Linked DNA regions of Homo sapiens: region 2 is linked to region 1. A link is an interaction called in ENCODE POLR2A ChIA-PET data of the cell type or tissue named here. Cell type or tissue: Panc1. All regions are shown on one strand. Links, peaks and the distances in the headings refer to the core of each region. The heading gives the core; the rest is flanking DNA. Region 1 has its middle 42 kb from the start of ME3. Region 2 overlaps ME3 (malic enzyme 3).

Region 1 (4,401 bases), core at 299-4,298:
GATTGATAAGAACAAAGTAAAATTGTCTTTCTTCACAGACAACATGATTGCTTACATGGAAAATCCTAAGGAATGATCCCCTCCCATTGTTCCTGGTAGTGTGCTGGGCACAGAGATAACCTCTGACCATATCACATATAAGACCTGCCTCTCAAAACTCATAGTCTTGTAGTGGATAGGCAGTTATGATAGAGTGCGACGGATGCTGTGAAGGAGGAGAGACAACAGGCCACAGAAGTGAAAGATCAAAAACAAAGAGCAAGAAGAAGATCCAGCTTTTAATATTGGTGAACCCAATTAAAATTCATGAAAAGTCCTGAATATACTTTCACATCTTAAAATACTGTGAATATATGTGTACAGCATTCAGATTATTCTCCTATTACTGAGTAATGAAGAGAATTGGAAGAGTGTGGGATGGGGTCAAATACAATGGCTGCTTTTCTGTGTACCTTCTATTGTGATTTCCTAGGTAACTCCTTTCACTCCTCCATCCCAACCCTGCCTACATGATAATTGATGGCAAAGGCCAAGTAGAAAAACAAGCCACTGGACTCCTGCAGCCTGGAAGTTTAAATAGTTCACATAGAAAGTATCAGAAGTCTGTTCTTCTGCTCAAGGCGTGATTCTTTTTTTCTTTTTTTTCTTGAGACAGGATCTTGCTCTGTCTTTGTCTCCCAAACTGGAGTGCAGTGGCACAATCATGGCTCACTGCAGCCTCAAACTCCCTGGCTCAAGGGATCCTCCTGCCTCAGCCTCCCGAGTAGGTGGGACTACAGGTGCACACCACCACATCTGGCTAATTTTTTTGTTGATGGGGTCTTGCTGTGTTGCCCAGGTTGGTCTCAAACTCCTGCACTCAAGTGATCCTCCTGCCTCAGCCTCTCAAAGTGCTGGGATTATAGGTGTGAGCCACTATGCCCAGCCTAGGATTCTTTTTTATCTCAGTTTCTAATCACTAGAAATCATTCTTTCCTCACACTCTTCTCTTTCATGACTACCAGAGTGTGAAGCATGGAACAAAGTGCTTATTGAGCCAGAAAATACTGCCCAACCAGCTCTCAAGGCAAAGAGAGGGTGTACGAGAAGCTAATCTTCAAATGAGAGGTGGAGACCCAGCTGGCAGCTAGCATGGTGCGGCGTGTTGGAGGCAAGAAGCAGAATCTCAGACTGGCAAGATGCAAGGGCAGGCAGCCCACCCACAGGGAAGGCGTCGCCAATCTTGAGCAACTCTAGAAGAGAAACCTGAACACATCAGAACTCAAACTAACTGATAATGAACTGGTTTTCATTACTTCCTGAGTGATCAGGAGGTAGAATTGTCTCTTACAACCCAATGTATACCATTCTCAGTTGTCTATTTAAGGATTTCTTAGTGAGCTCCATGGTAAAATATATCTACTTCTTAAAAAAAAAAAAGTAAAGAATCTGCAACAACCTACTGAACTACTAAGTGGATTTAGCAAGGCTGCAGGTTACAAAGTCAATATACTTATATTTCTTATATACTAGCCACGAACAATTAAAACATTTTATAAGTTTATTTATAACAACATCAAACACACAAAATACTTGGGAATAAATTAAAATACAGATACACTGAAAGCTACAAAATATTGCAGAGAAAAACAAAAGAAGGCCCCAATACTAGAAAAGACATACAATGTTCATACATCTGGATGAAGTTTGAAAAATACTAATCTAAGTTAATCTTCTTATAGATTAAGAGAATAAGATATAGCGCTTTTAAATGACTTGCCCATCACTCAACTCAGCGAGGACAGGACTAGAGGTTTAAAGGAAGTGGGTAGAGGTGTAAAGGACGTGGGGAGAGTTTAGGTATCCCTTGTAAGAAAGCAGAAACACAGGAAAGCATTGCAGAGTGATACTGAGGCCCAGCTGAGGTCAGAGGTTGTGGATTTCTCATAGCACCAGCGAGCTTGGCCAAGGGATTTTCTCCAGTGGCATCCAAGAGAGCAGAGAAGTTGAGTTTAGTATTAAGCTGAAGTTTAGGGTCTCTAAAGATGGGAACAGCAAAATGATAAGCCTGCTGGGATGTTGAAGGCACAGCGGGAGAGTTGTTAGTGATTCATCTGAAGGGACAGGTTTGCTCTGATAAAGAATGAGGCCTTGAGGAGGGTTAGAAGGACTTGAGCTCCTGATAGGGCCAAAGAGAAGGCATGGAGAAGAAAGAGGATGGGAAAACCAAAGCGATCAACTATTGTGGTCAGTGCTTCGTCTAATAAAGAATCCATTATTATAACTGCTGTATTTCCTAAAGCAAGATTTTTGACGATGACTAAAATTTTAAAGGATTTGATGCATAATTCTATCTACTTGAAGAATATAATAAGAGCAATCCTTTCTTTCTATTCTAGTTAATAGATTTTTTTTTTTTTTTGCAATGTATGTTAAGTGGACCCAACTCAGAAGTACAATGGCCGAGGCGGGCGGATCACGAGGTCAGGAGATCGAGACCATCCCGGCTAAAACGGTGAAACCCCGTCTCTACTAAAAATACAAAAAATTAGCCGGGCGTAGTGGCGGGCGCCTGTAGTCCCAGCTACTTGGGAGGCTGAGGCAGGAGAATGGCGTGACCCCGGGAGGCGGAGCTTGCAGTGAGCCGAGATCCCGCCACTGCACTCCAGCCTGGGCGACAGAGCGAGACTCCGTCTCAAAAAAAAAAGAAGTACAATGGATAGGGGCTAAAATCACAAGACCTGAAGTTATGCTATCTGGAGCTGTATTTTTTAATAAATACTCACCTCTTGTTACTTAGATCTCTTACTTGTAAATGGGTGTAATGATGGTACCTGCCTCATAGGGTTACTGTGAAGTTCAAATGAGTTAACACCATTAATGATACCAGGCTTTGCAATGTGTTTGATTTAGATGCTAAAGACTATTTATTGGTTCCATATTTCAATAATTCACTGAGGAGAAAAGTGAGGGAGGTAAACATAGAATCTGTGAAATCAAAATGCCTTTCTAGAGCAAGACAATCAGGTTTCTATAGTGAAACAAGACTCTTAAAAATATGCTTACACCAAGCACAGTGGCTCATCCCTGTAATCCCAGCAATTTGGGAGGCGGAGCAGGAGGATCACTTGAGCCCGGGAATTCGATACCAGCCTGAGTAACATAGTGACACCCCATCACTACAAAAAAATAAAAAAATTAGCCAAGTGTGGTTGTGTATGCCTGTGGTCCCAGCTACTCAGAAGGCTGGGTTGGAAAGATTGCTTGAGTCTGGGAGGTCCAGGCTGTAGTAAGCTGTGGTTGTGCCAATGCACTCCAGCCTAGGTGACAGAGAGAGATTCTGTCTCAAAAAGATAAAATATATATGCTTGGGCATTTTTTTTAACCCTCAGACTTCATTTCAAGGTTGAAATTGCTTGATACAAATGTAACAGACGTTGTAGTTAAGCTCCCATGTTTCTTGTACTCCCGAATTCTTTCTGATAAACCTGGCATGAGATTAGCTGGAGTCTGACTGACATGTGATTCTTGGGAACACAGGATTCCTTGATATATAAAAGACCCTTAGATCAATGGGTAGTTCTTAATATATGCCTGCTATTATTATTCTTATCTGACTTATACATGTTCCCTTATCAGCAATGAGAGATTGTTTATACAAAGAGGGAAGAGGGGTACTTTGGTTTCTTTATTCTGTGTCTTTATTATTGAATACTAATGCATACTGAAAATATTTAAATAAAAAATACAGTGTTTGCCTTCAAGAAGTTTTAATTTAGCTGGACAATTACGTGCAGTAATGAACATATTTCCTACATGTTTTCAGAAATGGAAGGCAGGGAGAAAGACACGAAGAGAGCAACGGATGAGAAATGAATGCAAAAATTAGAGGGAGACCCCTACTCCTGTCCCCTAATTTGCAGTGAGGGTGGAGGGACCCAGAAAGGAAAATCCCAGGATAGGGAATCCGTATTCAAGACTGTGCATCCTTTTCCTAGGTCTGTCTCTAAGGCATGAATAAATTGAATGTACGCATTGAATCTATTTCTGTCACATTTGGGGCCACAACATATGGAGAGTTGGCTTGTTTTTCTAACTTAACTGACTTTGTTTAAAGACCCTTGCTCAGAGGAGAGTTCTCAATCAAAGTAGCCATACTCCATTCCCCATGGGAGGCCATCCAACCCTGGGCCTGAACTTTGAACATGGCACCAGTTGGCAAAAGGCTCTGCGAATCTACCCCTTTGTTTTTAAGACAGTGCCTGGGTGTTTGGTCCAGCATGGGTGGGTAACTTAGGGGGTCTTCACAATTTTACTACACATCTTGAATGGCATAAGGCAGGGCAACCTTTCCAGCTGAAGTGTCATAACATAGAAGTGGATTGTGGTGACCACAATTAATGTATTAGAAATAATAGGTAG
Region 2 (4,401 bases), core at 111-4,110, 56 kb before region 1:
ACATATGTAACAAACCTGCACGTTGTGCACATGTACCCTAAAACTTAAAGTATAATAATAAAAAAAATTTACAAGAGAAAAGCAAATAACCCCATCAAAAAGTGGGTAAAGGATATGAACAGACACTTCTCTAAAGAAGACACTAATGCGGCTGATAAACATATGAAAAAAAAAAAGCTCATGATCAGTGGTCATTAGAGCAATGCAAAGTAAAACTACAATGAGGTATCATCCCATGCCAGTTAGAATGGCAATCATTAGAAAGTCAGGAAACAACAGATGCTGGAGAGGATGTGGAGAAATAGGAACGCTTTTATACTGTTGGTGGGAGTGCAAATTAATTTAACCATTGTGGAAGACAGTGTGGGGATTCCTCAAGGATCTAGAATTAGAAATACCGTTTGACCCAGCAATCCCATTACTGGGTATATACTCAAAGGATTATAAATCATTCTGCTATAAAGACACATGCACATGTATGTTTATTGCAGCACTATTCACAATAGCAAAGACTTGGAACCAACCCAAATGCCCATCAATGATAGGCTGGATACAGAAAATGTGGCACATATACACCATGGAATACTATGCAGCCATAAAAAAGAATGAGATTGTGTCCTTTGCAGGGACATGGATGAAGCTGGAAGCCATCATTCTCAGCAGACTAACACAGGAACAGCAAACCAAACACCACATGTTCTCATTCATAAGTGGGAGTTGAACAATGAGAACACATGGACACAAGGAGGGGAACATCATACATTGGGGCCTGTAGGAGGGGGTGTGGGGCAAGGGGAGGGATAGCATTACCAGAAATAGCTAATGTAAATGATGGGTTGATGGGTGCAGGAAACCACCATGGCACGTTTATACCTATGTAATAAACCTGCACATTCTGCACGTGTATCCCAGAACTTCAGTATAATAATAAAAAAAAGATAATGCAGCCCTGCAGTTCACAATTACATGCTTGCTATGGTATTAACTTGTGACCAAACTAGAAGAAAGACTCCTGAGGTATCATTTTCCTTTAGAAAAAAAATAATAACCATCTTTATAATGTTGTTCGTTCACTTATTTATTATCTGTCTTTCTCACTAGATTGTACACTCAGCAATAAGAAGAATCATAGCTGGCAAGCTTATGATGTTATTCTCAATACCTCACAGTGCCTAGAAGATAGCAGGTGCTCAGTAAACATTGGGTGGATGGATGGATGGACAGGGATTCAGGGATGCAAGTAAAGAAGACATGAGTTCTAGGACAGGAAGCAGGATAATGTAAGATGAATAGCTCTTCTTAGGTTGGCAACCCTCAGCATCTTAGGGGTACCATGAAGAACCTCAGGATATGCCTCATATATGAGGCGGTCTTTAAGGAAGAAGAGGCCATGAAAACAGGAGATGGGAGAGATGTAGGCAAAGTTTACCTTCTTCACAATTTTTTTTTTTTGAGACAATCTCATGCTGTCGCCCAGGCTGGAGTGCAGGGCGCGATCTTGGCGTACTGCAACCTCCACCTCCCGAGTTCAAGCATTTGTCCTGCCTCAGCCACCCGAGTAGATAGGATTACAGGCATGCGTCACCAGCCCAGCTAATTTTTGTATTTTTAGTAGAGATGGGGTTTCATCATGTTGTCCAGCCTGGTCTCGAACTCCTGAGGTCAAGTGATCCACCTGCCTCAGCCTCTCAAAATGCTGGGATTATAGGTGTGAGCCACTGCACTCAGCCTGCAATTTTTCCTCTGCTTGCAAATAATATATGTAACACACCTGTAAGAGTAACTGGCACAGTAGGCATTATATGTGATTGTTATTATTTTTAATGTGATTGTGCCAGTAATTTTGAGCCCCAGAGGAGGCAGCTGACTCTGTCCAGTTGACAGTAGTAGATCACAGAACATTGAATAGCTCAGTTAACAAGAGAGTGGCTAAGGATGCTTGGACCCTCCAGTCCTGCAGTCAAAGCCAGTTACCAGAGGCAGGACTGCCCCTCTGCTTGGCAGGCCCTCGCTCCTGGCACCACCTGGCCAGCTGCCCCACTGGCACCCATGCCATCATCTCCCACAAGCATGGCTAGGCTCCTCAGACATGAGGAGAAGCTGCTGCCAGCTCTGGGAGTGTGAGAACAGGGGAAATGTTTCAGCTCTGATGGGTGGATTTAAAAGTCTGTTTCTAAAAATGGCTATTAATAGGTTTTTCTCTACACCAACCATCTCTACTCCTGTTTCATCAACAGCAACTGCATTGCTATTCACTGTCCTTGTGACCTCAAGTGATTTTACCAGTCAAAAAAAATCTACTGCCTAGAATAGACCAAAAATAAAAGAGATAAGAAAGGAGAGTATGACATGAAGGCTAAGCTTTCTGTCAGTTTGTGTAATGTTTTCAAGATCATGTTACTGCAAAGAAATACATAAAATTCAAAAGGAGGGTGGCAACTGGGAACTCACACAGTCATCAGAAACGGACACACAGGAGCGACAGCAGGAGCTACCTCAACAGATGCTTAGGTTTGCAACATACGTTGTTTAATATTAAAGCACTTCATCTGCATTGTTTTAATATTCAAGTTTTTTTATGGAGAGACTCAAAAGCCCTCTGCCTAAGTTGACTGAGGCTGATTCAAGACCCTATTTCAAGATGGCAGGCAAAGAGCTACCTTTCAAAGATGGTAGGTAGAAGAGACAGACATCACTCAAGGAGGGAGTTCCCCTTCACCACTTACTTCCTGGACAGGACATCAACCCCTCAGGGCCTCTGAAAACTTATGTAGACTAGTGATAAAATGCTAGGATATTATCTGCCCAAAGCCTAAATGCTAGTCAAGATGACCTCTTTGTCTTCTGGGGGGATGATCATCTTGTGTTCCAACAGAGGAGAAAAGTTTGGTTCACATTGTGTATGCAAGTATTTATTAACTACCCGTGGCAGTGTGGATGGAGACTATCTTAAAACTTCCTGCCCCGTCTAACTGCTAGCTGGGTGAAGTTGGCCCAGCCATACCCTATTTAGCTGGCTATGAAACAACATTTTAACTTTTATCCTAAATTCCCATGGTAGACATTCTCTTAACTTCCTGTCTCACTATCAGAATCTCATGAGACTGGGAGCGTTATAATGGTGACAGGCAGGAAGGTAGATAGAGACATAGATGATAGCTGAATGGATGGATGGACCAATCAATCGATAGATAGATCCAAATTTGGCTGGATCTATTTTTTTTTTAAGTTAGTTTTTAAACCTTGGTTAGAATATACCAAAATGTTGGGACAAAATCCTGAGACTACTGATGATATCCACTATCTTCAACACCAGCTTCAACTTCCAGAACTACTAGCTCTTTAAATGACACTTGAATTTCTGCTGCTAGTGACATTTTAATTTAAGCTTCTCTCAGGCAAATGTCTAGATTATCCAGGCTTAAGCTCTATCCAGTACTGGGAAATCATCACTAAAGTCTCCACCCAGTCTGCCTGTTCTCTGACTCACTCTTCTCCTGTCAAGTCTGCCAAAATTAGATGTAGCCCATGGCCATCGAAAGTGAGTTTGATCCTTCAGTCTTCCCCTCTCCTTCCGGACTGGATGCTTTCAGGGGGCATGTACCAGATGTAAACTCTATCACATCTGTGACTTCTGCAGCCCACACAGGGCTTCACAATGTGTTAGGAATGCAACAGAAGCTTTAGGATGTGCATTAATCAAGAACTAATTGGACACTTACCATCTGCTTTACATACATTACTTCACTTAATCATTATAGCAACTTGTCAAGTAGATATGTTTTATTGTCATCCCTTTCACAGACAAGGAAATGGAGGTTCAGAGAAATATCCCATATCTAGAGAATGGCAGAGATGGGATTGGAATCTTAGATTGTTCTGAGTGTAATTCCCTCGATTTTTAGCCTTTGAGCTCTGCTGCCTAATACCTGGTCACAGGCTATGCCCCTTGAGGGTGTCACACAAAATTGATTCTAGCTGACTACTTTCCTTTACTCCCCAAATCCTCTAACCTGTTCCAAGTTAGAACAGGTCTAAATTTAATGTCTTTAAAGCAGCCCACGGATGAGAATTGATAATCTCATCACAAAAGATGCTATTCTTTAGAGGAAGTGCACCTGGCACAACATCAGAGCAGAAAACTCTCTTAAAGAAATGTATTTCCAAAATTTGTATGATGAAATAAAAGATTTTTTGTGGCTTTCAAAATTCTCCAGTCCCCATGGAGTGATCTAAAAGAGGGTCAGGTCAAGATTTTCACCATCTTTTCAAAAGAGCTGACAGATGGGGCTGATGTATCATCAGTCTTCACCATATAGTTTCTGATACATCAAGGAGAAGGGAATGTAGAGGCAATTCATGTAACTAATTTTTACTGAGGTTACACTATCAGGAAGGCAT

What was found. Peaks named below come from ENCODE experiments on the same cell type or tissue, not always from the same donor. Only the 100,000 strongest peaks of a DNase experiment are listed, where the experiment ranks them.
Region 2: POLR2A ChIA-PET joins it to region 1 with 5 read pairs; 2 of 35 experiments call an interaction of 5 or more read pairs at or near these places.

The regions. Positions count from the first base shown.
Region 1 is chr11:86,712,686-86,717,086 of GRCh38, forward strand. No RefSeq gene overlaps it. Among named protein-coding and RNA genes, the nearest start is that of ME3, 42 kb to the left of the region's middle. In Panc1, for the core only: no CTCF peak of the experiment used is centred there; no DNase peak of the experiment used is centred there; H3K27ac peaks cover 1,194 bases.
Region 2 is chr11:86,656,693-86,661,093 of GRCh38, forward strand. All of the region lies in intron 2 of ME3 (malic enzyme 3), which reads right to left. Among named protein-coding and RNA genes, the nearest start is that of ME3, 14 kb to the right of the region's middle. In Panc1, for the core only: no CTCF peak of the experiment used is centred there; no DNase peak of the experiment used is centred there; H3K27ac peaks cover 2,287 bases.